Linked DNA regions of Mus musculus: regions 1, 3, 4 and 5 are each linked to region 2. The links are chromatin loops, found by intact Hi-C in ENCODE. Cell type or tissue: heart. All regions are shown on one strand. Each heading gives the region's core, and the rest is flanking DNA. Links, peaks and the distances in the headings are about the cores only.

Region 1 (6,083 bases), core at 1,148-5,147, 510 kb before region 2:
GGTTATTTATTTTCTGGTTTTCAAGTAGTCTCACATTGCTCTTTCAGATGACCAGAGTTCAATTCCCAGCACCCATACAGCAACTCACAAACATTTGTAGCTCTAATTCCAGGGGAACCGATGCCCTCCCTGGCCTCCATGGGCATCAACTATGCAAGTGATACACAGACACACACACACATATATATATACAGGCCAAACACACACACAAATTTAAGTTTAATTAATTCTTCAAAGCCAGACATATTCCCATCAAATATAAGTGAGAAATTGTGAAAGGCTTTGCACGTTGAGGAAAACCTTAGGAGAACTGAACCCAAGAAGAGCAGTAGGTAGAGAAGTTCTCCTTAGGAGAAACTGTGCACATAAGCAAGAATTCAGGAAAACAAAGGGTCTATTGAGGAACTAGAAACCAGAGAGAATAATCTAAGTGGTATCAAAGGAACCTCCCACAGCTAACCAGGGCGTTATGTGGAAGGTGGTGGCTAAAAGGCTAATGAGCAGATTGGTGAGGCTGTATTGAACTGGCAGCCAGAAGTAACACAGGTTGAAACACAGGGAGGCTAGGGATAGTTTGGGATATCACTGCATTAAGGTGCAGGAATAAAATCTAAAGAGGAATGAAGAGGAAGTAACTGGCCTGAGATCCGGGGTTTGCTCCCTTCCTTGTGTGGCTACTGGTGCTGTTTGTTTGTTGAGACAAGGTCTCACTGTGTAACGCCTGCTGGATGGAAACTTGCTATGTAACTCAAACTGACCTCAACTCACAGGACTGCAGCCTAAGCCTTCCAACTGCTCGGCTTACAAGTGTGCACCACCACACCTTGTACAGGGGTACCAGGCGGATGAGGTTCCTGATCCCTTAGCGTTTACTAATGAAGAGTGACAACACTAAATAATCAGGTTAGTAATTCCATGTTGTGATAAGGACTATGAATAAACTGACCAGAGATGAGGAATCAAGGAGAGACACTCAAATGATGACACTCGGGCTGACAACTGAAGGGGAAAGGATGGGGAACTGTCGGTGAGTCAGTTAACGTGTTACAGGAAGAATAGCTATGTGCACGTTCAGGGAGATGAAAAGACTTAGGGCACTCACAAAACTGTAAAAAAAAAAAAAAAATTATTGCCAGAGTGTGTTTTGGGTGGGAATGTGTAGCAGAAGCTAAAATCAAGTGAACAGGTCAGGCTATATCAGTGGATACTGAAAAGGACCTAGTTTGTAAGAGCAATGGGAGATCACTACATTTTAGTGTCTAAAGGGTTTTAAGCAAAACAAAGTTTTGTTTTGTTTTTTTTAAATAAATCATTCTTGTTGCAGTCTGACAAAAGTATAACCAGGGATTTCAGTTAGAAGGAAAAGAGAGCACAGAGAGTGAGAGGCAACGTCATGGTTTAAGCCCAGGTCTAGAAAGGCCCTTGAGAAAAATCACGGACCCAGGTTGGGAAGAGAGCTCGGTGGGTAAAGTGACTGCTACACAGACATGAGGGCCTGGATTTTAGAATCCCCAGCAGTCATGTAAAAGCCAACAGTGGTTGCACACAACTCAGACCTATCCTGGAGGATGAGACAGGCAGATGGCCAGAGCTCCCTAGCCAGTCCAATAAGGTGGAAAACACCCAACTCTCCCTTTCTGTACTGACTGCACACCTCATTCCTCCCTTCCCCTCTCCTCACCCCCACTCCCCGCACCACAAAGGAAACACAACAGGGGCAGCAAGGAATTTTCTTCAAACTTACTGGATGCCCAAGACCTGCCTTCTAACGCATATGTCACGTCTACAATGCTGACAAGCAGAGGAAATTGTCATTCTGAAGTTCATTTGATTTTCCCTAGTTGTGTCTCTACAGCTATTAAAAATGCCACTTCTTAGCTGGGTGTTGGTTACACCTTTAGTCCCAGCACTTGGGAGGCAAGAGACAGGTGGATCTCTGAGTTCAAGAACAGCCTGCTCTACAGAGCTAGTTACAGGGCAGCCAGGGCTACACAGAAAAACAGTCTCGAAAAATAACAAATTCCACTTCTTGAACTTATACAGATCCACCTGCCTATGCCACATGAGTACTGGTATAGGCCTGGTCTACAAAGTGAGTTCAAGGGCAGCCTGGGATACACAGATCCCAAATCAAAAACAAACAAAAACAAGACAAAAGACAAAAACAAAAACCAGCTGGGTGTGGTGAGGCTTGTCTTTCATCCCTGCGCTACGGAGGCAGAGGCAGGCAGATCTTTGCGTTTAGGGCCAGCCTCGTCTACAATGTGAGCTCAGAGCCAGGAATACAGTGTGAGTCCTGTTTCAAAAAAGCAAAACAAATAAACTGAGAGCAGAAATAACCGGCTTAAAGGGAATACGGTCCAGAGGGACTTAAAAGTGAGTTCAGCAAAACCTGATGGTTAAAGCTCTTCATGTCCCAGACACCGCCTCAGAGCCTCTCCCTGCCACTCCAAAAGACAGCAACACATCTGGAAAGCTGAGGAACGTTCCGCCCTCCAAGCCCTTCGAGCCACCTCGGACCCGAACCCTGCGCGTGTCTGCCAACTAGCAAGCAACTTCCGGTCGGCAGTGCTGTGGCCTCAAAGACTCTCGGTCAAACCGGAACCAAGTGAGGGGGGTGGGGAAAAGGACCCTCAAACAATGTTTCTCCTAGACGTCATATCCGGTCTCCTGACTCAGGCAGTATCCACGCCAGCGGAAGTTACTTGTGTGACTGGGCGGAACCTCTAGTCAGGAGTGGTCTCCCAGCAGCCAATGGGCTCGACCCACCTCTAGCCTGACTTGGGTCTGTCAGTGGCCTGTGACGTACAGGGCGGGGCGGGAGGCTAGGTACGGCGACAACAGGGGCGTCCGGTCTTCTCTGTCGCTAGGAAGCAGGCAACCGGAGGGAAGATGGTTTACATCTCGAATGGTGAGTGAGAGCCTTACCCTGGGCCGCTTCTGTCCTGACTCGCCGGGTCCTGAGCTTGGGGCGGCCTCCCCCACACCAGTGGCCGGAAGGAGTGGGAAGCGGAGGCGGTGGGAGCCGAGGCGCAGCCCAGAAGGTCCCCGGGTGCCGCTGGGGGACCCTGAAGCCTCCTGGTACAGCCAATTTTCCGATTGTGGGTTTGCGATAGTGATCCCGGGCGCGGGTGTCCTTAACCCGGGAATGACAGAGACGCTAACCCGGTCCGGATACAACGCGCTTTTGTTTGGGCCGCTAGAGCCGCGTTCTTTGCCTAGCATCTCTTTCATCCTTGTAACTGTTCTATTCAGATGGTGTATTTCTATCCCTGTTTTTCGGATGCAGACTGAGACATAGATTGACTAGCTCGCTAAAGATCACAAAGGCAATATGAAATTTAGGTTAAATTGAACTCAGGTTGGCTCCAGTATTACCTACCATACTGCCTCTATAATGCGTACAATAATGATGGCGATGGTGGTGATGCAGGACTAGCAAGAATATGAAAAAAATAAATAAAATCTGGAGACAGGGTCTCACTTTGTAGTTTTATCTGCCCTGTAACTCACTGTGTACGCTAAGGTGGCCACTAACTCCCAAAGATCCTCCTGCCTCTGACTCCGGAGTAGTGGGATTAAATTAAAGGCAAGCACCACCACGCCAGGCAATACAAAAGTTGTGACAGATTTTTCTCCCCTAAAAGTGTAGCTAGTCCTAAGCCCAAGACTTTACCCAGTTTGAAAGAACTTGGGAAGCAAGTCTCCAATTACTGGAAAAGAAAAAAATACAGCCTGAGAAGGTCGTATCAGTGCCAGAACCATCTGCCCACCTGTGTGACTTAGGTGAGACTCCTTGGCGCATTTCTACAAGACTCTCTTGGGGCCCTGGAAATAGGTGTGGTTGTATCAGATTCATCTCTGTATCTCTAGAGAGTAGGGCGATTAGCAGAAGTCTTAGGGCTGAGAGCACTTTGAATTTCTCGGCTTTTTTCAGGATTTCACCTCCTGATTACAAAGCTTTGGGATAGGTGGTGTGATGGGCACTACAGGAAGCATCATCATTCCATCTTCAGTTTCGAGCGCTCGCAGATTCTGTTATTTGCAATTTAGGTCACTAGCTCATACAGCTATGCACTCAAAAGTGATCAGTGTTCTTCTGCTGCATCCATCTCGCCACTAAAATGTCATGTGCATTTTACCAGTGAGAAGGAGATGGCAAAGAGATGCCTAGAATGAGTTCGCCTCCGAGAATTACATACTGAAAGTAGACATCTATCGAAGGAGTGAACGCTAGATCCCAGAGTTTGACTGCACTCACAGTGGACCTCTGATGTTGACTGGCTTGAAGAAGCCAACAAGTCAAAAGCTGAGCTCATTGGTGTTGCTCCGCTGATTAAAGGCAGCGCCGAGTTGTGGACTTGTGGCACTTACCTCAGTTTCTTTCTTTAATTCTGTAGGTCAGGTGTTGGACAGCAGGAATCAGTCCCCATGGAGAGTGTCTTTCCTAACAGACTTCTTCTGGGGAATAGCAGAATTCGTGGTTTTCTTGTAAGTATAAAAGCATTTCTTTAATTGAGACCAAGTGTTGCTATTTAGTCTCATAGCTGGTTTAGTGTTATAGAGAGTCTAAGCTGTTCTGGAAGTCATTGTAGTCACCCCGCCTTAGCCTCCTAAGTGTTGAAATTACAAGAATGTGCCACCACTCCTGGTTCTGAACTTTTAATGAAGGGTTAGTTGATAATGGGGAAAAAAAAATGTCGACTTCTCAGGCATTTTAAGCAGTTCTGTATTAGATGAGGTCTCAGGCATTTTAAGTAGTTGTGTATTAGATGAGGGGTGGTGTCTGACCATTACGTGCTGTGCTACCTAAACTGCCAGCCAGTTACTACCAGGTCTTACTTACCCTGAATTGAGTAAATATTTGAATGTCTCCTGTTTGGAAAGTCATGAGTAGATAGAGAAGGATACGTCCCCCTTTCATTGAGTATTGGGCTGGCAAGTTTTATGTCAACTTGACACAAGTTAGAATTACTGAAAATAGGAACCTCAATTGAGAAAATGCCTCCATAAGATCAGGCTAGAGGCAAGCCCGTAGGACATTTTTACTTAGTGATTGATGTGGGAGGGCCCAGCCCATTGTTGATGGGGACACCCCTGGGTTCTGTAAGAAAACATGCTGTGGGGAGAAAGGCAGGAAGCAGCACCCCTTCAGCATCAGCTCCTGCCTCCAGGTTCCTGCCCTAGTTGAGTTCTTCTCCTTACTTCCTTCAGTGATGGACTATGACTGTGGAACTGTGAGTCAAGTAAACCCCTTTCCTCTCCAGCTTGCTTTGGGTCCTGGTGTTTCGTCACAGCACTAGTAACCCTAACTAAGTATATTAGTACTGTCAGTTTTCATAGTCAGTGTAATTTAGTATATTCAGTATAATATCAGCCTTCATATTGCAGGGATAGTGGATGAGTGCCATTGTGGAAAGTGCACTTGAGGAAGTTACCCAAGGAGGGACAAGGCCCTGACTTCAAAGTTACCAGTGCAAAATTTAATTACTTTTGCAAATTTTACCTATATTGTTTACTGTTTTGCCTTAGTTTAACCCCTCCATCTAAGAAGTTAGAAAACTGGACTAAGAATGGCATACACTGTTAATCCCAGTATTTAGAATTCAGTCAGGTGGGATTTAAGGCCAGCTAGGCGTCACACATAGTAAAACCTTGTCTTTAGGGGGAAAAAAGGAAATTGCATTTTCTGACATTCTGAGTAGTTCTGTGCCTCTGACTATAATACCCTTATCTATTCCCTCCGCAAGGTGATGTCAGGTAGGCTATAGGCAGAGGAATTGCAGGCATGGTGAATGTAAGACACTGTTAAAAACAGAATAAGTTAGTTGGGGTGGGGCTGATGACTGTATGATACTGTAAAAATAGGTAATGCTGACACCTAAGAGGAAGAATGACACTGACGAGGACTCTGGTCTCGTGCTGTCTACAGGTGTCACTAGCAGAGGAGAAATGCAGGGGCAGGTGGCTTGGTATAGAACACGGCACGCCCTGTTTTAGACATATGCGTATGCTAAGTTTGTCCAGCTGGCATCAGGAACTGGAGGCTTAAGCTAATAAGTTGGGTTAGTCACCGTCTTGCA
Region 2 (6,083 bases), core at 1,011-5,010:
ATCACTACTCACAGCCACTCTGGTTTTAGGACAGCAACAATTCAACAGTGCATGGGATGAACAGCCCACAACAAAAGGAAATATCTTGGATTATTTTATTATGTAGAAAAATCTACATAAGAAAAAAAAGCTAAAGGCAGTATCATATCAGGTGTCTCTGAATTCAGTACCTAATTTAAAATACTATATTAAGGGCTAGAGAGATTGCTCAACTGTTAACAACACTTGCTCTTTTATAGGGTCCTAGACCTCGGCAGGTCCCCAGACCTTCACACAACCAACTCCATGATGGAAATATCAGTCAGGCTGTGAAACTCAGCACACAAGCAGCACCATCTGTTGCAGGTTATTTGAGCACACTGTGAACCCTACGATTGTGCTATTTACTGGGAAAACCTGTTTTTAGTTGTGGTGTGGCTCAGCCTTAGCACACACCTTTAATCCAAGAGCTTTCTGCTTCAATACTGTAAACGGGATTAAGTAAAGTCAACCATAGGTCAAGAGTTGGAGCAAGCAAACGGTTGACAAAAAGTGAACACAGGGTTATTAAGAAATAAACATTAAGAAGGAGTCAGGAGGATGGATAGAGAGACCAGCAGGAAGTAGAAGGGAGGGGCATTCCATTTGAAGGTTTTTAGAGATATGAGAGAGGGGATTTGTTCTGGATGTCAGCTGAAGAAGAAAGTCAGCTGGGTGCTTTCTCTGCCTTTCTGAGCTAGCAGGCTTTCACCCTAGCAGTTTGGCTCCTGAGTCTTCACTGGTAAAATCAATCGATTGAGATTTTGTTCAAAACAGCTATCTGCCAAAACTAAAACAAAGGCCTAACCCCATCAAAGTCCATAAAGTTCTGGGAAAGTCTGAAACTGTACTAACCTTGCTTTTTAGCTCCTATAGTTCTATCTGGCTAACTGCTCTTCTTAACTGAAGAATAACAACCCAGAACATGGTTTTTGTACTTAAAAGTTGACCCTGAGAAAGGCTCAGGATCCCAAGCACCCAGTGTAGTTGCCATCCAGCTAATAAAGATTGGTTTTTATTGGCTTAAATCCATGTCTGAGCAGTCTTCTCTGACGAGTAACCCCAGCACTCAGGTCCAGAGGCTTACAAATGCCTATAAGTTAAGGTCCAAAATGCCCAACACTCTCTTCTGGTCTCTGCGGGCATCCCTGCACACTTATGTCAGCATAAACTTATACCAACACATGCACACATAAATAAAAATGTAAATAACCTATGGAATTAGCATACAGAGGGAAATTGAAGGTAAAGAAAGTAATGGGCTCCTACCCTCTACCACTGGGTAAAAGGTAGCCTGGATGTGAAGCAAAAGATCCCAGAGACTCTAATACCAGAATACGACTGACTAGTGTGGAACTGTGAGCCACTCACCTCTTCCCCTCCGGGCTGAATTAAAGCATCAGTTAAATGCTAGGTTCCCACCTCACCACCGAGTCACGATGCAAATCTCAGCCCTTGCTTTACTTTCCCGAGGAACACCTACTCATCCAAAGCACCAGTTCAGACCTCAGCAACTCCTTGAAGCCTGCCTACCCGAAGCCAACCTCAGAAGTCGGCTCGAGACACCCCAAGGCCATCATGTTCTTAGCACAGAGATGAATGTGCCCCAGAGGGACAGAGAGCATGGATAATGAACAAAGACAGGAGAGAGGGGAAGAGGACGAAGGGGAAGGAAACAAAGAGGAGGGGAGGAAGGGAATGAGAGATATTTGGGGAGGAGGGAATAAAGGACTGCCTCTGGATGTCGAGGCAGAAGTGGCCCACAGGCAAACGGCAGTTAATAAAGGTAAAAGGGGAAACCCCACAGTAGGATGTGTTTAATTTTAATTGGGCACATTAATTAGGTGAACTAAAGGGGGCTTTTGATTGCTGGACTTCAATACTTTTATAGCTGGACTTTGGTAGTCGGCCTCAGGAGAAAGAAGTGGCTAAATTAGGGACTAGACCTTGGTGGCTAGTGTTAGGAATAAAATCTAACAGTTTTTAGCAAGGCAGAGGGAAAAGGGGAGAAGAGCAAGGTCTGCCAGAACCTTGCCTGCCATGCTGGAACTGGTAGTGAGGTTCCTTCACTACCTTTCCTGGCTCAGATGGCAATAAGGACGCCACCCTCTGGAATTCAAAGAGAGACATCTATCATGGGGCTGTTTGCTTGCGTTTAGTTTCTCCTAGAGCCAAAAGAGTTGGAAGCTCGGAGCTGGCAACCACTCAATAAGATCAGTGAGTGTGTACAGAAGTGAAGGGTGAATAACCGATAGGCGGCTGTTCCAGCTTTTGTAGTTGCTTCACACGCGGTTCTGTCAAGAATGTAAAGTTTGCCCTTCCATTAGTATGTAAAACCACAAGCAACACAAATATGTGGGGGTACTTTGAGAAAATGTAAAGTTTATCCTTTCAAAAATGTTCATTTGTGCTGAGATGTCTTCAATAAAGAGAAACGATGGTTTTTAAAGCAACTCAATGAAAACAGCCTGAGCACTTTGCTTTACCTCTTAGTACTTCCTGATCCCTTAAAATGCCCAATAAATGTTTTCTTTTTAAAAGAGATCTACTTACTATTTTAAATAATAGACGTCTCTATAGAACAATAGAAATATTTATCTGGGACCCAGATGAGGAAAAAGACGAGCAAAAGAGGGTAGGCCAAGTCTATTGTAGTTCCAGGCAGGCTAGTTTGGCTGCTTTGAAACATTTCTTTCAAAAGTTACCAAACTGTTAAGAGTGAAGGTGCACTCTGAGGTCAGAAGTGACGGACAGCTCCCCTTCCTCATTTGGACTGAGTTTTCTTTTTTCTTTTTTTAAAGATTTATTTATTTTATGTATATGAGTACACTGTAGCTGTACAGATGGTTGTGAGCCACCATGTGGTTGCTGGGATTTGAACTCAGGACCTTTCGGAAGAGCAGTCAGTGCTCTTAAACGCTGAGCCATCTCTCCAGCCAGGTCTGAGTTTTCTAAATGGTACGTGGAGACCTCATGTCCTCAGCAGCAAGCATTTCGATTCTGCGCCGGAACCCGAGTTAGGGACTGCGCTGGGGTGCAGCCTCCCCGGCAGGAGTCAGGTTCATTCAGGGAACCGGTTCACACCCCGCCAGGTGAGAGAGGTCTCCGGACTATCAGCTCACGGCTCCACCGCGCAGGCGCGGGGGCCTGTCTCTTCCGGCAGACGCGGCCCGAAGAAAATCGGAACCAGGGCTCCTGGCGCACAGGAGCAGCGGATGAGATTAGCTGAAGTACCACGCTCGGCAAGGCTGGGCCGGTAGGCGGAAGTGGAGGGCTGACTGAGCTGGGGGAACTTTGCCTGGATGGCACTTTCCTGTTCCACAGTCCGCCCCCGCCGGAGGGGCTCGGCTCTGAGATCCAAGATGGAGTTGTTGAGTCGAGCTGAGCAAGAGATGAGTCTGGCGGCCTTGAAACAACACGACCCCTATATCACCAGCATCGCAGACCTCACGGGCCAGGTCGCCCTGTACACTTTCTGCCCCAAAGCCAACCAGTGGGTGAGTGAGGCCCGGCCGGGGACAAGGCCAGCCTGGCCGCTGCCGCCTCTTAAAGGGACCGCGCAGACAGCTGAGGATTGGGGGTGGGGGAGAGAAGCAGGAGCCCAGGACCGCAAAGGCGAGGCCGGGACCTCTCCCAAAACCGGGTCCGGAGCCAAAGAGGTGACCGGGGCACGCGGAATTGAAAGAATGTAGCGGAAGGAGTAGACCAGAGACAGAGCAGGGAAATCGGATGGAGGAGAGAAACGAGGCAGGATCAGTCTTTTTGGGTCGGTTCTCGGGGCTTGAGGTTGCATTGGTAAAATATGAGACAAGTTAATTTTAACAAGTGAGTGAAAGCCTGTGTTTGAAGACTTTGAGGACTCTTAGATACATGTACTTGATGGAAGAGTCCGCTCCTCTTTCCCTGCCGACCTAAATGTGATGGTTTGGATTTGAAGCTTTAAAAATCAGCTTCAGGAGTTAGACCAGCTTTAGTCGAACTACTCTGTATCTCTGGAATTTGAGGAAAATTTTCAAGGCTACTTCAGTAAGAACTGGATTCCTTGGAGACGTTTGCAAGAAAAAGAGACCAGTGCTAGGACCTTTGATGGCTCCCTTCTTTTGGGATTGTGTGAGTGGCATAGAGTTGCAGAAGTTACTTTGTCTACTCGCAGATTCTAGTTAACCTCAACTCGAAGCACCTGTGTACACGGCCCCTTTTCTTGTGCTCCGTTTTTCCTCATTCACTCATTGGGCTATACAGAGGTTCGGTTTTAGAACATTAAAGCTCAACACCTGCGCTGAAAACCCGAGTTAACGCTGTTGCAGCAAAAGAAAGAATACTAATGTTCGATTTTCTTGTTTATTTCTTGTAGTACAGGAACTCAAACCCAAGACCCCCTGATAGCAGGCAGGCACTGTTCCTCTACCACTGGGCTATATACCCACCCCGAGTTACAATTTCTTAGTCACATTTTCAGTTGTTTATTTTAAAACCCTACCAAATTTGCCTAAGGCAGAGAATGGTTTCTATCCATGATTCTTAACAAAGTTCTGAAAATAATAAATTGTGTTTGGTAACCGCAAAATGTGTAACTTGTGAAAATATTCCTAAATCCTCCAGAAATGAAACAAAGGATCTTATAAGAAAATTTCCCAAGGGTAGGGATTTAGCTCAATGGTGCACAGCTGTGCATCATGAGCCCCAGGCTCTGAGTTCAACCCTGGTATCAGGGTTGAAGAAAGTTCTATTCTTTTTCTATAAACTTCCATAGACTGCTTAAGTTTGTTTTGTTTTTTTATTTTGGTTTGGTTTTTCTTTTTTTAAGTTGCAGTACACAATACCTTGACTGTAAATATTAAGATACCTAATTGAAAGGTTTTTGTGTTTACAAAGATAAAACTGGGGCTGGAGAAGTGGCTCAGTAGTAGCTACGAGCATTTGCTGCTCTTCCTGAGGACCTGGCTCAGTTTTCCAGCATCCCCATGCTGGTTTATATCCATCTGTAACTCTAGTCCAAAGAGATCCAATGCCCTCTGCTGTCCTCTGTAAGCTCCACACACACATATGTTACAAAGACATATGTATGCTGACAAAACATTCCTGCACCTTTTTTAATTGAAAAAAAAAACTTAATACATAAAAATAATAAGTAAAGCTAAGTGTGTGTGTGTGTGTGTGTGTGTGTGTGTATGTATGTATGTGTGTGTTTTCCTTTAGCTGTTCCTTACTGGTGGAAATAGACATAGGCTACAGATGAAGACATATTGTTGGATTAGACATTGCATACACTTATATAAACACAGGGTTGAATGGGTACACAATTTGTTTAGAGTTTTAAAAAGTGGCATGGGTTGGGGATTTAGCTCAGTGGTAGAGCGCTTGCCTAGCAAGCCCAAGGCCCTGGGTTCGGTCCTCAGCTCCGGAAAAAGGAAAATAAATAAATAAATAAATAAAAAGTGGCTTGCTTTACCTGCTCAAAAGTGATTAATTTGGAGACTAAAGAGACAGCTCAGCGGATGAAGTGCTTGCCTCCCAAGCATGAGAGCCTGAGGCATTCACATAGAAAGCTGGGCATAGTGCTTGCACTTACAATCCCACACTGGGATATGGAGCCACTTAGGATCCAACACTGGAGCCCGCTGACCAGCAAGTGTAGCTTAATTGTCCATCTTCTGGCCAGTGAGACCCCCGACTGGAAGGAATGACACCTGAGAGTGACCACTAACCTCTACACAGTTATACACGAGCGCCGGCATGCATTCCCGAGAGCACATACACAGCTGATTCCACCGTAAATAAGACAAGTTGGCCTGAAAGTGTGTCTGCTTCAGCTGAGACCATTTGGCATTGGATTATTTGTGGAAAACTAACAGAGTTATTGTCTGTTACAGGAGAAGACTGATATAGAAGGGACGTTATTTGTATACCGAAGGTAAGTTTCTTAAGGGTGTTTCTATTTCACTTCAATGGTGATGATCATTGTCGTGTAGCATGGTCAGTTTCTATTGTGTACCTGTGTTTGGAACCTTCCTGTCTTTCTCCAGTTTTCCTTCATCCAAGCAGTGCAATCCTACAATAGCTGC
Region 3 (6,083 bases), core at 1,204-5,203, 70 kb after region 2:
CTCCCTGGGGCATCTCCTCACACCTCTCTTTGGGTGCAGTTCTGACACTTGCTGGCTCTGTTACCTCAGGCACTTTACAGTAATACTTTCATTTCAGTGGCACTTAGTGAGTCCCTACTATGTACAAGAGGTCATTGTAGTCTTCAGGGGTAGAGCTAGAGGCTAGAGCTCTGCTCCTCCTATTCTTCTAGAACTGACATAAGATATTTGGTAGTGCATGCCTTTAATCCCAGCACTCCGGATGCGGAGGCAAATGAAACTATGGGAGTCTGAGGCCAAGGCTGGTCTACAATGTGAGTTATAGGTCAGTTGAGGCAACATACAATGAGAGAGAGAGAGAGAGAAAGAGAGAGAGAGAGAGAGAGAGAAGAGAAGAGAAGAGAAGAGAAGAGAAGAGAAGAGAAGAGAAGAGAAGAGAAGAGAAGAGAAGAGAGAATGCACCTAGAATGGCAGTCCCTGCCTCAGACCCTGACAATGAGAAACACCCATAGAAGGGCTTTACTGGCTCGGGGTCCACCAGGGACAAACCACTGGGTAGGAATCAAAGCTCTCAGTCCTCTGGCTCAGCTTTCCCTACACTGGGAGGAAGGTGGATACCACCATGCACAGCTGAGTTTTGTGTTGTTGCATATGTGCTTCTGTGAGTGCATGTGTGTAGAGGCCAGAGAACCTCAGGTGTCACACTTCAGGTGTCACTCCTCCTGTGCCTTCCACCTATTTTTAATTTAATTTATTTTTGAGATAGTGTCATTAACCTGGAGCTTGCTAAGTTGGCTAGCTAGACTCGCTGGCCAGTGAGCCAAATGAATCTACCTGTTTCTGTCTTCAAGGTCACATACACCACATCACCGGGCTAAATCTAGGTTCTCATGCCTGGGTCCTCTGTAAAAGTAGCAAGGACTCCTAACAACGGAGCCATCTCTCCACCTTGGAGCTTAATGTTCTTAGAGCAGGGCAAGACACTGGTGTGCTGACATGGATGGGGTGGGGCCACAAGAACAAGAGTGGGAGAGAGGCTAGAGGGTTCATGTGCTCAATTTCATTCCAGTAGTGGAGGGAGACCACGGAGGGACAATGGTGGGAAGCAGCAAGAGTTTCCTCTGGCAACCACAGGGAATATGAACAGGGGGCTCAAAGAATCTTGGATCTGAGGGCGACAGGGGAACAAGAAGGGAGCTGGTGGCCAGGTTGGAACCCAAGGTCTTACTCCCAAGTAAAATGTGATTCATGAAGTATTGAATAAAGACCCTTGGACTGGAGAATTACCCCCAACAGTAGGATGTTGGCAGAATCAGGATTCTGATTCCAAAGGTGACCTTGGGGACCAAAGGCACTGAACTATGGCTGAAATCCATCATGAACTGAGCCAACCAATGTGGAACCCCAGGATAAAACAAGATCTTAGACACCTACAGCGGCCAAGAAGAAGAGTTAGGAACATCTTTACTAATATGGGTACATAGCAGTTAGCATTTTTTTTACTGTTATCACATGCATATATATATATGTATATGTGTGTGTGTGTGTGTGTGCATGTATATGCACACACACACATATATATATATATATGTATATATATATATATATATATATATATATATATATATATATATATATATATATATATGTATATATATATATATATATATATATATATATTACTAACTATAACCCACTCAGTCTGTAGAAAGTTACTGGTGTGTATGTTTTCAAGGTTGACCATTTGGTATTGGGTAACCACTTGGTATGCTCTTTCTGGGAGAAGACTACTTCTCCCACTCTCAGGATTCCTTAGTTGCCTGTAGATCTTTGTGTAGAGTTGAAAGAGAGCAAGGATGGATGTATGGAAGGGATTGGAGGGAGGAAAAGGAGGAGAGAAATGTTGTAACTATTTTATAATTTTAAAAAGGACATTCAGATATATAGAAATGAACATTCAGAAATAAAAACATATACCTCTCTAGCTTATGTTTCCATTCCCAAATAGATTATAATTTTCCACTGTGAAGAAGAGGTGGAGGAGGAGGGGGGAGGAGAAGGGAGAAGAAGAGAACAAGGAAGAGGAAGGAGGAGGAGGAGAAGAAGAAGAAGGGGAGGAGGAGGGGGGAGGAGGAGGGAGAAGAAGAGAACAAGGAAGAGGAAGGAGGAGGAGGAGGAGAAGAAGAAGAAGGGAAGGAGGGGGAGGAGGAGGAGGAGGAAGAGGAAGTTAACATCAGTGTCATTGGACAGGTGGAGAAATGAAGAACTGGACTAATAATCACTGCCCTCAGGTCCATGGGGTTGGAAGGCCCAAAGGCTTCTGAGGTTTGTTTGCCTCCTTGACCTGTTGGTGAGCAGAGGACAGAGGTGGCACTTGCCTTGCCAAGGATCTGATAGTGGAACACTCCGAGACCACAACACTCCAGTCCCAGGTCCAGCCCTTGGCAGTCAGGCACTAGGAGGGCCAGCCTCTTTGGGCAGAGCCAGCAGAAGCCAGGGGCTGTAACAAACCACACTGGCAGTCTCACTGGGACACCTGGGAAACAGGCCAGGCAGGGAGCGCTTGGGGGAGGGGTGCTCACTTGCACAGGGCCCATTGTCTCATGACTCTGAGTTTGAGCTCTGTGGAGGACACAGAGAGGACCTGGACCAAAGCTGTACTGGTGCCTTCCTCTGCCTCTGCCCAGCACCCACTCACAGGCTTGCCTTTATATCCTCTCTGTAAATTGCAACAACCTCCGCCTCTGGAAACGGTATTGACCCGAGTGTGTGTCATGGATCCAATGAGACAGATCCAACGAGACTGTGAAGGCAACGCTTTCTGTTACAGCTGCTCAGTCCTCTCAGCTCCACCAGATCTGGTAAGAGCAGTAGGTGCTAACTGTCTCTACAGAGGCAAACCCAGTAATCTCTCTGAATCCACTCTTGTCCGTTGGCTCTAGTAGTCTGAGACCAGCATACTCCTAGTAACTTCTCAGTATTACCGTTTCTGGCAGTGTATATTTATTCTCATGTCTGGGATCTTTTTGGACTGAGGATAATCTGCTGCAGCGCTACCCACCAACCCTGTAATCTCAATCTAACCTTGCCAAGCCTCAACCTTTTCCTTAGAAAAGTGCAATTACTGATTAGTATCTCTCTTCTCAGTCCTACCCAAGTCAGCCGCGGAACTCTGAGCCATGCTTAGAACCAGGAATAGTGGCGAAGTTACTTTGTTGCTACTGTTTGTGTGTGATTAATTCCAACAGGGCACTGTGCTGGGAGAGAGCCCCCAGGCCTGGCGACTTCCGAGAGTCCACTAAATGCGGGGCGTGGCCAGAGGCCACTCGTCGGCCTGGGGTGATTCGGCGCCCCGCCCCACCTCCGCCCCGCCCCCCATGGGCGGGTCCTAAGGAGTCTTAACGCGCCCGCCCGCAGCACCCGTCCTCGGTCACTGCTGGTCGCTTCCTGAGCCGCTGCTGGCTCTGTGTCTCTGTCCTCAGCGTTCTCGTCCTCGTCCTCGTCCTCGTCCTACCACGCCATGGAAGGTTACCATAAGCCAGATCAGCAGAAGCTCCAGGCCCTGAAGGACACAGCCAATCGCCTGCGCATCAGCTCCATCCAGGCCACCACCGCGGCAGGCTCAGGGTGAGCGCGCGCTTCTGGCGGGGCTGGGAGCCGGGTCCCGCGGCCTCCCTGGCTCCGTGTCGCGTAGCACGATGTCGCCACGAGGGCGCGGTCAGATGGCGGAGCCTTCCGCTGCTCCGGAGCGGCCGGGTTCGACCGCGTGGGCCTCAGGTCTCGCGAGCACCTCCAGCCGGCCCGGGCTTCCCGGTTCTCGCTGCGCCCGGGCGCGCCTCCTCGCTCTGCGGCTGCAACCCGGAGGCCACCATGACTGCTGGCGGGAGAAACCTGAGCACGTGTGGGCTCCAGCTCTCCACCAGCATGTTGGTTCCACTGGTTTGCAGATGGGGAAACTGAGATTCCGGCTTTATATCAGTTGTCCAAAGTCACAGTGAGAGCTGGAATTTCAGCCCTTGCAATGTAGGCAGAGAATGTGTGTAGAGCCCACCATTTTGCAGTAGACTGGGGGCCCACCCTTCTCTGCATCTCTAACCACGCTCCCCTCCTCGACACTTCTTGCCTCTCCTGCTATGTGTGGGCTGGGGTCCCGGTGCTGCTGAAGACTCCAGGGTGGGGGCAGGGAGGTGACGATGCAACACCAAGAGAGGCTTAGACCCGAGCAAGGAGGTTGGAGTGCGAGTCTGGGGAGAAGGGAGCTTGTAGAAAGAAGGGGCGAGGCCCACGCGAAATAGGAAGTTCTGGGCTAACGGTGTTTGCACACTGGGTGGTTTCAAGAAATTCTAAGGTCTCCATTGGGCCTGGTATGAGACCTTGAGACAGAGAGATCTGGGCTTCTTGGAATGGTTTGGGGTTCTGGGGAGGGAGATTTTAGGAACCCAGACAAACTGTGAGCTTAGAACAAAGACCAGGATTCTGGATTTTGGCCAGTTCCATACAGAACATATTATTAAAGGAGTGCATTTCTCTTGCCTTTTACCGTGGGTTCCTCCTTACTTAGCCCTTGTGCTTTTAAGACGGGATGTCCTCAGAAGGTTTGAACTGGGAACCCTTTGCCACCCAACTTCCCATGCATACTTTGGACCTGTTATCTGTCTTGGCTTTAGATTGCTGCCTATGATAGAGGGTGCTCCCTGCCCAATTAAGAGACCTGACTTCCTTTTCTCTGGATTTCCTCAGTGTCTGGCAGAGACACTGTCCTCTCTACCTAGCACAGAGTAGGTCTTCACATCCACATCGTTTATTACTTGTTCTTTACTGGCCCCTACATCTCCCTCCAGGTCTGAAGTCTAATCAGAGGGTCAAAGTAGTTGACTGGCTGGTACCTATGCAGCTGAACATTCTACAATGCTGGATACGCATGTAGACCTTTCCAGGATCAGGGAGAAACTAAGTGGGTATTCCTGGGCCACACAGCGTCCTGGGGTAGCATTCTGATAATCAGTTTATACATGAAGACACTGAAGTGTAGTACGTTGATTTCCCCAGACTGGTAATCAGTGGCTATTTAGTACTGCCTGCTGGGGGCCTGGCCTATCAGAAAGTCCTCTTGGGCACATGGGCGGCATCAGGCTGGAGGAGCAGGGAAAGCCAAGTTCAGTTGAAGAGAAACTAAGTAACATTTATGGCTCTTAGGAACTTCCAAAGCAGGGGTGGTCTCCAGGGGAAAAGGTTGAAGGTGGCTACAGAGTTACACTGTTTACATTGTAGCCTTAGGCAGTCATTGAACTCTGAAAGAATCCGTGTACAAATGGAAGTGGTGGGTATCCCATGCAAAGGCTAAGTGTACGGGTTGCCAGTTCGGTATATATATTTCCCTTGCAGAAAAATACTACTTGGAGAAATCTTGTTTTTCAGAAGGGAGTAGCATTGTTCCTCAACCCCTGTCACAAGAATGATTTTGAAATGTGTGTGCAAAGAGTGTGTGCGTGTACAGAAAGTGTTTGGGGAAGACTTGAGATGTGAATGTATTTTGGCTGTGAATGTTTCTTTGGATGCTCACTACAGTGAGAGTTCATAACGTGAAAGCAGGCTCAGTTCTGAAGTTCTGACCCAGTCAGTTGCAGACAGCTGAACTGGCCACCTAACCAGTCTGTTCCATCTTTTTGAACAATTTTGGGTGATGGTTTCAGGATGGCAAGAAGTCCTGAATGAACAGACTTCCCGTAGTGCCTCATCAGCACTGTAGACAATAGACTTACTTCACCAGGCCACAAAAATGAGTCCACTGGCTTCTGTGTGGGGAGCTGGGTGGACAGTGCGTCCACGGGTCAGACTTTCCCGGGTCTTTTTCTGCATACAGAGGCGGCTGTGGCAGAGGTCCAACTCATCCAAGCTTTATCAAAGAAACTCCAATGGCGTTGTCAGAAGTGGCCAGGTTGCTGTGGCTGCTAAGTGTTCTCAGCCCTCACTTGCAGGGCTAGGTTGTGTTAGCCAGATGGAGGCCAGTGCCACCTGAGGATGCATCAGAGTTGGGCCTGACTTAAAGGGGAAGTAGTCTGAGCTTTCAGCTAGTCCCTTAGACTTTGAGGAGAGTGAGTACC
Region 4 (6,031 bases), core at 2,032-6,031, 500 kb before region 2:
TTACAAAGTGAGTTCCAGGACAGCCAGGGCTACACAGAGAAACCCTGTCTTGAAAAATAAAGATGGACTGTGCTAAACTGGACTTTGTGTTGGCTTACTGAGACAGTCGCATGCAGTCCAAACTGACCTTGAACTCAAAATGCTCTTGCCCATCTCAGTTTCATGGGATCCCAGGGACGCTCCCCACATCCAGCTCAGGTCATTTGACTCCTGTGTTCTCGCCGTCTTCTGAGGCTTACAGAAGCACACTTCTCGTGGAGCTTCATTGTAGCGTTGGAGAAAGTGCATAGACAAAACAACTGCACACCAACGGCCCCTAGGTCTAAGGAACCATAATGAAATGACACCCTGGAGCAGGGGTGGGGAGAGCTAAATCAATCCAGCCAGACACCACACTGGAAATTAGGTATGTGGGCTGGTGATAAAGCCAAGCTTTGACATTGGCTGCCAAGCCTAACTGACCCTACTCCTAGGACCTGTGTGGGAGAAAGAACTTCTTAGAGTTATCCTCTCACCTCCACATATGCACCTTATGCAAGAATGTATACACACACACACAAAACAAGATCAAATATAGCTTCATAGACCACAGGTATGGGAGGGGGGTGGGTGGTCCAGGCTTGCTCAGTAGGTACGAGCATAAGATGTGCTCTCTTGAGGACTTGAATTCAGATCAAAGCACTCATAGAACAAGGCTTGGCCAATACCTTGTGCTCACCTGTAACCCCAGGTGTCAGATAGAGACGGGATCTCGTGGCTCAATGCCTATCAGCTGAGCTCTAGGTTATTGAGAAATCCTGTTTCAAAGAAGTATTGTGGTGCAATAAATGAGGACAACCTGATGTTCTCTGGCTCTGTGGGCATACAGCACACGCACGCACGCACACACACACAAATGATGAGCATTAGATCAAGTAAAGTCTTGGAGGTGGTTGGCCATAAACTGAGGCAATCCTCCTGAGTGTTGGAATGGCATGTATACGCTGCCACAACAGACTAGTTTGCAGTAAAACGCTGAGCAGCTGTAGGGATAGATGATCAGGAACTGGACTAGACAGGAACCCCATCTTAGAGGCTGCTGTTGTCATCCAGCGGGAGTTGGCTAAGTAACAACACATTCAAAAAAAGTGAATGAATTCAAGATAATTTTAGTCACTTGACTATTTGTGATGGCTTGGGTGAGCAGCCAAATTACATATCTGATTTATTGTTGGGGGCTTGTCATGCCCTGTCCCACCTCCTATGGTGAATGGGAATTAGGAATTACATATTTGCCAGGAGGTGGTAACACATACCTTTAATCCCAGCACTTGGGGCCAGAGGCAAGAGGGTCTCTGTGAGTCCGAGGCCAGCCTGGACTACAAAGTAAGATCCAGGTTCAGCCAGGGCTTCATAGAGAAACTCTGTCTCAAAATAAAAGACAAAAAACCAAATCTGTATTTAATCTTAACTTTGCAATGATTTGTAGAAATCTTATGTATAGGTATCAAATGGGTAAAGGCATGAAGTTCAAATAAGTTACTCAAGGAATATGTCAAGAAGAGACCGAGTCCCAAAGAACCCAATCAGAGGCCGATCTGAGCAGGACCAACGAACTGAGAACTAGCAATATTATGGAACCTCTGAGTGAAGACCTGTGGAGTCAAAATGAGACTGATGAACCTCAGACTCGCGCGGAGCACTCAATTTATTAGGGTTAAGTGAGATAGCTTAAGCCTTTAACTTCTGTGAGTCTAAATAGGAAGTTCCAGGCTAGCCAGGGCTAAAAATAAATTTAATTGATTAACTGTATTACACTGGAGATGTAGCTCATTGGTAATAGGAACATGCTCACTATTCAATGGTGCCTGGGTTCAATCCCCATCATCACCAAAAACAAAACAAAAACAAAAACAAAAAAAAAAAAAAAAAAAAAAAGGAAAAACCAAAACTCCAACCCTGTCATGCCCTCCACGTTCCCAGAATTCTCTAGGGGCGACGCCGGTGGCGGCCATTTTGACTGTGGGCAGCCAGGGGACGCCGCGCCTGCGCAATGGTTCTCCTCTGACTGCTGTGGCGTCGGTGTCCCAGAGCCCCGGGGCTGGTGGTGGTCCACGGTGGCAGAGATGACCCAAGCCGAGAAGGGGGACGCGGAGAACGGGAAGGAGAAGGGCGGGGAGAAGGAGAAGGAGCAGCGCGGCGTGAAGCGGCCCATCGTACCCGCGTTGGTCCCCGAGTCGCTGCAGGAGGTGAGGTGCAGGGGGCTGGCCTTGGTTAGACCACTGCTAGCCTGGGCCTCTGCTGCTGGCCGGAGCCCAGGGTCCGGGCGGAGCCGGAAGCATCCGGGTCCCCTCCCATAGGTTCCTTGTGCAAAGTAGCGCGGTGCAGGGCAAAGCCAAGGCCGCGGTGCACAGCCTCCAGGTCTCAGCTATAAGACGTCACGATTTAGCAACGGCCTGGCTCTCAGGGACGCCAGCAGATATTCAGGGATGGTTAGGGCTCTAACCAGTTTCTTTGTTTGCAAATCTCACAGTGCAAGTCATTTCACGTTTAAAAGCAGGAAAAAGGTAGCCTTTCCTTAAATAGACATGAATAATATGGCAATAACAGCACAAGTTTAAGTAAACAACTTGGAGCAGCATGGCTCACACTCTCACTCACCAGGGCTTACTGATAAGTAAAGGAAATAAATTCCTATAGGGAAATGGGCCACGGCAGTGCACAGCTCCCAGAAGAAATAGGGAAGGATCGGCCGTTGAGGATTTCCTGTGGACCATTTCAGAACCTTCTTCCTCTCCCATAGGTGGGTTGAAATATCTAACTGGTAGGGCTGCAGTAAAATGCATAGTGTGGTGTGTGGGATAGGCTAGTTCAGAGGACCCACAATGTCTCTCTTCCAGCCTCGACAGGAGGGCAGAGGTCCCAGGAGGCTAGAGATTTAGGGTGAGGTTAGAATGGTTTTAGAGCTATGCCAGGTTTATCTGCATTTCTCAACCTGTGGGTCGTAAGCCCTTTGGGGGTTGCATATCAGAGATTTATATTATGATTCGTAACAGTAGCAGAATTACAGTTACGAAGTAGCAACAAAATAATTTTATGGTTGGGGGTTACCACAACATTAGGAGCTGTGTTAAAAGGTTGCAGCGTTAGGAAGGTTCTGGGGAAGAGAGACTTGGATCTGGAGAGGATGTGAAGGATTGGAGACATAGCTGTTTAGAATAGAGAAAGACGGTAGAGATTTTCAGTGTCCACACAAGCTCGTAACCCAGCGTCTTCATCGAAGCTAGTGGAGAATTTTGGAGTGGGACGCTAACTTGATGGCGTTGTGCTACAACGTTTTCGTTTGCAGAGCTTACACTTGAGAGCCACTCAGCTGAGTTACCAATAAAAAGGAAAAAACAAAACCTTACTGTTTTAAGCACGTCCAGGTTTACAGTTTTATGGTGGATTTCAGATTGAACAGTTAGCGTTCTCTAAGGCCGACAGTTCTACATCCAGGCTGCCTGACTAACTCTGGCATCCTCACAAGAACTTGATGAGGTGTAGGGGGCTGCATCAGAGCAAGTGGCAGGCTGAATTTATAGCATATCTTCCGGTCCCTTTTCTACACTCCAGTGAGTCTCGTCACGTGCTTTGACTATCCCATACCCTCTGGGGCACTTGTGCTTCATGGACGTTTCTCAGTCTTGGGTTAAGGAATGAATAATTTCCAGGAAATGATGAGTGGGGCATACTACTAGGTTTCTTTCCTAACACATTAAAATACATAATTACTAAAATAAAAATTGTCCATACTTAACTGCATTTTCTATTCTTTCTTTCTTGTTTGTTTGTTTATTTGTTTGTTTGTTTTTTCGAGACAGGGTTTCTCTGTATCGCACTGGCTGTCCTGGAAACTCACTCTGTAGACCAGGCTGGCCTGGAACTCAGAAATCTGCCTGCCTCTGCCTCCCAAGTGCTGGGATTAAAGGCATGCGCCACCACACCCGGCTTCTCTAGATGTTCTTCGTTCACGTATATACTGAAGCCCGTGGGTTTTTGATAACGTCCAGGTGTCCCTCATGTGTTTTGCCCTTTCGATTGGCAGATGTCCTCCATAGCACAGTGACACTGACAGCATGTACTGAGACTGGGTAGGAAACAAGACAGACACGCCCTCTTCACTAGGGTTTGTTGTACGTCCTGGAAAGGAGGAAGGCTCTACGATCATATAATGAAGGGACCATCACACTTACTCTGGGTGATGTTTAATTCATTCCTGAGGGGAGGAGTTAGATGGAGCTGAAGGAGAGAACCTTGCCAGCAGAGGGAGCTGCGTTGCTGAATGCTCCAGAGTTGTTGAGTTTTGTCATCAGCAGAAGTCTGGATTGAAGCTGTGCAGAGTGGCACATGTGTAAAGCAGAACTTGGGGTCTGGGTTGAGAGGGTTTGGTAGACTGAAAGGACAACCATTCTAGAACAAGGGCTGGATGGAGCAGTTTAAGCCTTTGTATTTGTGAGCCACAGAAATGTTGTGAGAGAAACTTACGCGGCGAGGTCAGCGTAAAGGAGGTACCGAGGACTTGGGCTGGGATTGTGGATCTCAATTGTGGTCTTGTTTTCTTTTAATAGAAACTCTGTGGGGGTGGGGGTGTGTACACATGTTAGTGCAGTACCCATGGAGCCCAGAAGAGGGCATCAGATTCATGAAGTTGGAGTAAGTGGTAGTGCGCTGCCTGATGTCAGTGCTGGGAACCAGTTTTCTGCAAGAGCAATGTTCTTTACTCTTGAGCTGTCTGCCTGTTCCAGATTCCCTGCTTACAGAGGCATGGCCAAAGTCTCCTTCCCATACTCTTGCTGAAACTTTGAATGCCTCAACAAGTTTGGGGGGTGGCGGGCAGAAGTTTTCCCAATCGAGCTTGAATTCTTCCCCCATGAAAGTTATAGACTTAAAATAGCTGTTCTGTCCAAGCCACAGCCATTGCCTTACTCCTTTGGATTTGTTCTCGTCATCAGTTTTCCTTCACTGTGCTGACGTACCAGGACAGTTGCGAACTCTGACTTTGAACCCCAGGCTCTTGCCAGATCAGGCAGACAGCAGGCAGAGAACCTAGGTGACAAGCCCGTGTTGATGAATATTGCTTCCAGCATTGTGAAGCAGGACTGTGCTGATGTTATTTTCTCCCTTGAACTCCTCAAGCAAACTTGAATGATCGTATTAGTCATCGCAGAAGCTGTCTCAGCTAGCCAACCCCTAAGCTGCCTGGAGCTTCTGGGTCTAAACAACTGGAGGAAAGGCGAGCCCTTCCACTTCTCCTCAGTCCCCTGTCTTCTCTCTCATCTGAGTGTATTTCTTTTTTTGTTGTTGTTTTTTTGTTTTTCGAGACAGTTTCTCTGTGTAGCTCTGGCTGTCCTGGAACTCACTCTGTAGACGAGGCTGGCCTCGAACTCAGGAATCCGCCTGCCTCTGCCTCCCAAGTGCTGGGACTAAAGGCGTGCCCACCACGCCCAGAGGTACCGAGTGTATTTCTTACTAAACAGAAAGTTCTCTGATAGTAGAGAGTCAGCCTTTACTACCATTCCACCTACGTTTTCTGCCATACAAAAATGCCCAATAATTATGTATTAGTTTGCACTGGAGGACTTTGGTTTCATCCATATAAGTAAGGATTTGTGAAGTCTGTGCCGTGAGTCAGCTCAAAGGAACATAGAGAATTTGCATTAGAAGAACAACTGTAATCGGATGTCTCTCAGCTCCTTACTGAATGGTTTTCTGGCTTTTCCGTCCAGTAGTCTGTGCTGCCTTATGTCAACTTGACATGAGCTGAAGTCATCAGAGAGGAGGGAACCTTAACCAAGAAAATGCCTCTAGAAGATTGGGCTATAGGCAAGCCTGTAGGGCATTTTTCTTAACTAGTGATTAATGTAGGAGGGCCCAGCTCATAATGGTTGGTGCCAACCCTGGGCTGGTGGTCTTGGGTTCTATAAAAAAGCAGGTTGGGCAAGCCATGAGGAGCAAGCCAGTAAGCAGCATCCCTCCATGGCCTCTGCATCAGTTCTGTCCTGTTTGAGTT
Region 5 (6,083 bases), core at 1,076-5,075, 95 kb after region 2:
CGGAGGCCATGGAGCCTGCCAGGAAAACTGAAGTCACAGCTCAGCCGGTCACTAGTTAAATGACTTATTCACCGTCTTTGTGTCTCCGATTCCCCACGTGTAAACTGGCACTTAGCCTTTATGACTGTCCCAAGGCCTTAGGTGTGCCTTGGCATTCATACTGTTATTATTACTATAAGTATAATGTTGTTAGCTAGTGATACCGTAGGGACAGAGCGTCAGCCTCGTCCTCTCAGTGAGATCGCCAGACACGTCACATCTCAAGCTTGTGAGCACCAGGAAGCAAAAGGTGGTCCCTTGGTTGGGTGACCTGAGTGGCCTGTGCAATGTGGGGGTGAACAGGACTGAGGCTGTAGCAAGCTGGGCCTGAGAGGTCAAGAAAGCTCCACCCAGACAGGGTGTCTAGGCAGCTGGGTGTGGTGAGGTGGCTTTTATTCTGAGAAAGTCACTCTGGCTACAGCTCTTCTCCCCACTATCCCAAAAACCTTTATGTTAGATCAGATATCTGAAGTCTTCCTTTTATCTTCAAAGGCATAGGAGGATAAGAGCCCCATAGTCTGCTCTAACAGTCGGTCCACAGGGCACCCAGCTGACCACTATCTCTCCCAAACAGGAGAGAATAGGGAGAAGAGCTATTCTCAATGGTGAGAGTAAGTGGACAGACAGCTAGCCACCAAAGAGTAGTTCTTCTTAGGCCCAAGACGCCCCATTCGGGATAAGGGGCCATTGGAGTTCTGTTCTAACACAGGGGAAGCTCAGTGCCAGCCTTTCTCTTAGCCGCACTCTGGTCTTCCCTTGCAGATAAGATCAGCATCCGGGTGCTGGATCCCTTCACTATCAAGCCCCTGGACAGGAAACTCATCCTAGACTCTGCCCGAGCAACCAAAGGCAGGATCCTCACCGTGGAGGACCACTACTACGAAGGTAACTGGGGCTGCACCAGCCTGGCGAGGGAAGGCCAGAGAGAGCAGTAGGGGAGGCAAGAGGTAGACACCACTTTAAGTTCCTCTGAGGACAGTCCGCCTTTGCCACTCACGGCCTGGCAGGGGCTCGGGGAGTAGAGCCAGCCGGCAAATGGGTTAGCTGGATCCCTATACCAAAGCCTAAAGCCTCAGAAGAGGCCAGGTCTCAGCTATACTGATGAAGGCTCTGGGTTTTCTGGCCACAGCTGAACTCCTGGGCCTCGTATCAAGGAGGTAAGATGGCTGGACAGGAACAAACAGGAAAGACAGTACCGAGTGTCTTCTTGAGTCCTCTATAAGTGCATGCCTGTTCTTACAGGAGCCTCTGAGGAGAGACGAGCTGAGACTCTAAGGTCAAATGCACAACTTGTGGGAGTCAAGCTGACCCCCAGCTGTACCATATGTGTGCACACACATACTAGATAAAGAAGTGTTTAAAGTATTAACTCAAGGAGCAGGGAAGACCCGGCAGTCACATAGCCTTCGAAAGCATCTATAGGTCCCCAGTGTCCTCTCCTGGCCTCTGAGGGCGTGGAGCAAGCATGTGGCTCACAGACATGCAGGAAAAACACTCGGTACACGTTTAAAAACAATTTTTTTTTAATTACATAAAGCTAAATGTTGAGGCTAAATCCCAGGACTCAGAAGGTGAAGACAGGTGAATCTCTGAATTCAAGACCACCTTGAGCTACATAGGGAGTTCTAGGCCAGTCAAAGCTACAAACAAATAGATGTAGGGCTCTGATGGTAGAGTCCTTGCCTTGTGTGCATGAAGCCCTAGGTTCAATCCCCAGCACTGTGTAAAATCAGGCAAGTGGCAAAGAAAAAGTGACAAAAAGAAAGTGCACATCTGGACTTAGAATAAATCATGGGAACCCTGGTGGATTAGTGATGTCTGCTCCGGCAAGGGCTGTGTCTTTGTCATCTCTGGCTCAGGACTAAGACCTCTCTGACTTTCCTCTGCACAGGTGGCATAGGAGAGGCAGTGTCTGCTGCCGTAGTGGGTGAACCTGGAGTGACGGTCACTCGCCTGGCTGTCAGCCAAGTACCACGAAGTGGCAAGCCAGCTGAGCTACTGAAGATGTTCGGTATTGACAAGGACGCCATTGTGCAAGCTGTGAAAGGCCTTGTCACCAAGGGCTAGGGAGGGCATGGGATGCTGGGTGGGTGAACTACACATTCCAGGGAGGTTCTGGCAGAGGTGGCGAAGGTGTACTGAGTGGGGAGGTAAATATATGTTTTGAGAAAAAAATTAATCCTCAGACTCTTTTTTTTTTCCTGTGATATAAACATATCCAGTGCCAGTATGAGAAGGAGACTGGGGAGAGAGGGAGAGAGCTGGCTCTCTAGGCTTGGGGTCAGGATCTAGGTGTCCCCTGGATCTAGGTGTCCCCTGGAATCCCCTTCTCCAGTTCAGCCTCTGCAAAGCCACAACTGCTCCCACCAAGTCATAACTGGGGACACTCATTGCAGCCTGCCTTTTAGCCAAACTAGGATCCAGCCCCTTCCTTTGCCAGTGTACCCTAAATGACACCATGGAGTTCCCTCCTGCCTTATAAAACCTTCCTGGGCCCTCCATAGCTGCACCATGGCCCCCAAGGTCCCACAACTCCTCCTTTTATGGGTGGTCACTGCTGTTTCCTAGGAATTCCGCAGTGCCCTTAGGGAGGATGGGGCCCATTTGTTGAGCTATGTGCATGTTTGCCCTTTGTCGACAAACTGCTCAGCTAGCGAGTTGCCTGGCCCGATCCTTCCATGCCAGGGAACTGTATGGTACCAACTCCAGAAACAGCAGAGCAGGTAGGTTGTCTCAGGGAGATGACAGAGACTCCTCAGTGGGTGATCTTAGGGCACACCCTGGGAGGCCTTGAGCTCCGCATGTCAGGAACTCTCCTTCACTGAGAAAAGAAGGCAAGCCATCTCCCTGTCAGGACAATTGAGGAACTTCTCAGCCACGAGTTTTGAGTCTGGACATAACTACAATATGTTATGTAGTTCTGAACAAAAACAGTAAAGCTTGGGTGCTTGGTCACCACCTGGTGGCCATTTATGGTACTACAGTGCTAAGCACACCCCTACAGAGGAATCTGAGGAAGGAGACTAGGGATGGTGTTTTCTGAACTCTGTAAAGCTCACAGCAGGTGGAGGTGACAGTGACATTACTGAACTTTGTATGCATTTTACTTAATCCTTACTACAAGAAACCACTTTAGAAGGCATTCCACTTGGCTGAGTGCTAAGGATTGGTCTATGTATTGCAATGCTAAATTCTGTACCCAAAAGTCTACAGGCTTTTATTGTGCAAACCTTCTTCCTTAATTTAAAACTATTGTTTAAATAAAATGGCTACAGTCAATTACTGGAGGATTAGAGGTAGGTGGGATTGGGAGTTGAGGTGGTGGGGGGAATGGACCTTGAGCACATGGCCAAGAGAAACTGGCAAGTGTCTGGGGCACACGGCTGGGGAGGTAGCCAGGCCAGCAGTTAGGAAAGTAGATTAGGGGTTACCCCCCAGTAATGGTCAAATAAAATAACCATTCATTTATAACCTACACGGAGATGAGCTTAAGTTGGCTTAACTACAGCCCAGTATGCAGAGTAAAGGACTGCACCTCGGGTTTTTGTGGCTACCATTTTTGTCCTTGTGGCCTCCTTAAAGGGGATGCTATGTAGTCAACCATATGTAAAAGTCCTTGTCCTGTAGGACGATGGAAGGTGCCTGCAGCTTAGTGCCCTTTGTGTCAGCAAAACTGCTGTTCTCCCTAGAGGTTATAGGCTCATGAAAAGATGTTTCCAGAAGAAAATGGGACAAGTACTCCCAACCGTAGCACCGGAGAGGGTCTGCTGCACCCACCTGCTGCTGCTTGTCTGTGGGCCCAGGGATGTGCAAGGCTGAGTGAGGGGTGAGGGATAAGAACTAGAAATGCCAGTGCCTGAGCTGGTGCGGTGCTCTGAGGATTTCACAGGTGCCTGGGCCAGGCAGCAGAATTGTACATAGATGGCTTCAAGGAGCCTGTATGAGGTTCCTAACATGGCAAGAGGTAGGGGTCTGGGGAACATGTGACTTCCAGAGCAGAGATGGGGAAGGTGGCTTCTCTCACCTTCAGGCTCTCCACGGCCTGCACTCTCTTGAGGAGATGGTTAAAGCTTAAGCAGGCAGCCAGATAGATGCCTGGGGAGTAAACGGGCAGAGGTGCTCCTGAGGCACAGTCACCTAAACTCACTCAGTCTACAACATCAAACACCTGGCATTTAGGGAGCCAGGAACTCTGAGGAGTAGGTGAAGCTGCTGTGGGTTTGGTTTGGTTTGGTTTGGTTTGGTTTGGTTTGGTTTGGTTTGGTTTGGTCTGGGGTTTTAGTGAGAAGCCTTCTAGAGTGTGCTGGAATCCCAAATGCCTAGGCCTCAGGAACCTGAGGAAGCCTTTACTTCTTCCTCAGCCCTTGGGACGGTGAGAAGACCGCCATGAGCACCTGAGGCTTCCTTGTAGCTCCTGGGCCTGGTCAGGGCCAAGGCTCAAGGCTGCACAAAGGTAGGACTTTCCCTGGGCCAGCGAGAGCCTCCTGTAGCCGGCTGAAGCAAGCAAGGTCTCCTGTCACTCACACCACGTGGGCACTGGGACATGGTAACAGGAAGAAAGTGCCTTGCTCATTTCTCAGTCTTCAGCTGCATAGGTGGCAGGGCTGGGGAGCCTCGCAAACCTTCCAGATCACAACTGTAAAGGAGCAGCTCTCTCCAGTCCTGCCTCCAGTCCTGCCTCCATCCTCCTGCACTGTGGAGGAAGAGTCCTCTCCCCAGCCTCCTGTGCCTCATCCGTTGAATGGGAATAAAGGCAGCTCCCTTGGGCTGCCGGGAGGATGAACTATGATACATTCCACAATACCATCAGTACACTGTCCGGTAAGGGCTCAGAGATGTTGCTTTTCAGAGCAGTTCATTCAGGGCAAGCAAGTAGCCTTTAGCACCAGGTTTCCGGTGACTACAGACATGGGGCTGCCTACAGTTAACAGTGAGTCAGGCCCAGAACTCAGGAAGCTGCCCGGCATACTTAGCTGTTAGACTTTAAGATGACTGTTATTAACATTGCCCTGTCAAGTTTACTGAGATCCATGCTGTACAGTTCACCCTTTCAAAATAAAAGTCAATGGTGTTTTAGTAGACTCACCAAGCTGTGCGACATATTATCACCCCTGAAGAGGGAACATGCGCCTTTTATCCACCATCCCCCTGGCTGCCATCCACATTTCTGGCTCCAAGGCTGGGGTGACATCCATCCTCACCTCTCCCAAGCACCCCTTCCTTCCTGGGTGTGTGCACGTGGGAGGAATCTGGACCTCTGCCCCTCGAGTCCTCCCTTTGAGAGTGGGAAAAGGTGAAAGCCATAGCGGTCTCTGGATGAGAATCCCGAAATCAAGCCCCTCGGGCAGGGGGCTGGGATTTATTGACATGTGGATTTGCAGTATTAGTCACAGAAAATAAGTTAAGTATAAAATACAGGCAGGAGTGTTAGCCACAATGCCAGGGACTCCGGTGGAGTCAGCTTAACAGATGAAAGTCTGAAAGCTTTCTCATGAGAAAAAAGTTTCAAGGAAACTTTCTCCCGGATCTTTGGCTATTTCCCTAACCCATAAAATTAATTTTCCAAATCCACTTTAGTCTAGTGTATGGATCCACGTGCACTCTATATAGCTTTACCTTATAGTAAATGCCTTTTAAGATTGTATTCTAACATAGCTAAAGCCTTTTCCCAGTGTTCTTAGACTCCAGATAGCAGCAAGGAGCTTTACCCATTCAGTAAACAATTAAGCACTTGCCATTTTACTCAGCAGTTTACAGATAGAGACTAAAATTCTCACTGAGATAGAAATTCTTATTACAGACTACATTCCATGCCAAGAGCAAATTAGTATACTATACTGAAATTAGACAGTCTTCAGATATTGATAAGAATTAACGAGGCCTAGAGAATTTTGGGGTCAGTGACACTACATTATTCTTGAGGCGTGTCAAGAGTTAACTACCCTGAGGCAATTAACTCTAAGTGTAAAACTCTTGCCTGGCAGAAAGTGCTAATCTCTAATGTAAACATTTATCTGGTCCCTACAAATTCCCTTTGTAGTCAC

Evidence for each region. A loop is a pair of places that touch in the nucleus more often than their neighbours do. Peaks named below come from ENCODE experiments on the same cell type or tissue, not always from the same donor. Only the 100,000 strongest peaks of a DNase experiment are listed, where the experiment ranks them.
Region 1: a loop joins it to region 2, with 4 times the contacts of the local background. A loop is called at or near these places in 6 of 42 quality-filtered maps.
Region 3: it touches region 2 in a loop (3-fold over the local background); 4 of 42 quality-filtered maps call a loop at or near these places.
Region 4: it touches region 2 in a loop (2.5-fold over the local background); 9 of 42 quality-filtered maps call a loop at or near these places.
Region 5: a loop joins it to region 2, with 6 times the contacts of the local background. A loop is called at or near these places in 5 of 42 quality-filtered maps.

What each region holds. Positions count from the first base shown.
Region 1 is chr14:29,965,626-29,971,708 of GRCm38, forward strand. It overlaps Selenok (selenoprotein K), which reads left to right and starts at 2,755. Exons shown (of 5, transcript NM_019979.2): 1 at 2,755-2,911; 2 at 4,401-4,491. The coding sequence starts at 2,893. In heart, for the core only: no CTCF peak of the experiment used is centred there; a DNase peak (open chromatin) is centred at 2,706; H3K4me3 peaks cover 2,525 bases; H3K27ac peaks cover 2,362 bases.
Region 2 is chr14:30,476,302-30,482,384 of GRCm38, forward strand. Dcp1a (decapping mRNA 1A) reads left to right here and starts at 3,264. Exons shown (of 10, transcript NM_133761.3): 1 at 3,264-3,515; 2 at 5,892-5,932. The coding sequence starts at 3,321. It also overlaps a transcript of Cacna1d not described here. In heart, for the core only: a CTCF peak has its summit at 3,305; a DNase peak (open chromatin) is centred at 3,260; H3K4me3 peaks cover 2,088 bases; H3K27ac peaks cover 1,521 bases.
Region 3 is chr14:30,545,775-30,551,857 of GRCm38, forward strand. Tkt (transketolase) reads left to right here and starts at 3,357. Exons shown (of 14, transcript NM_009388.6): 1 at 3,357-3,606. The coding sequence starts at 3,500. In heart, for the core only: no CTCF peak of the experiment used is centred there; DNase peaks (open chromatin) are centred at 2,527, 3,357 and 4,137; H3K4me3 peaks cover 2,749 bases; H3K27ac peaks cover 3,020 bases.
Region 4 is chr14:29,976,361-29,982,391 of GRCm38, forward strand. Actr8 (ARP8 actin-related protein 8) reads left to right here and starts at 1,977. Exons shown (of 13, transcript NM_027493.3): 1 at 1,977-2,228. The coding sequence starts at 2,106. In heart, for the core only: CTCF peaks have their summits at 4,306 (motif pointing right) and 4,615 (motif pointing right); DNase peaks (open chromatin) are centred at 2,041 and 2,291; H3K4me3 peaks cover 1,248 bases; H3K27ac peaks cover 1,159 bases.
Region 5 is chr14:30,571,407-30,577,489 of GRCm38, forward strand. Tkt (transketolase) reads left to right here. Exons shown (of 14, transcript NM_009388.6): 13 at 802-924; 14 at 1,931-3,318. The coding sequence ends at 2,106. It overlaps Mir3076 (microRNA 3076), which reads left to right and starts at 743; the gene lies at 743-802. In heart, for the core only: no CTCF peak of the experiment used is centred there; a DNase peak (open chromatin) is centred at 2,995; H3K27ac peaks cover 437 bases.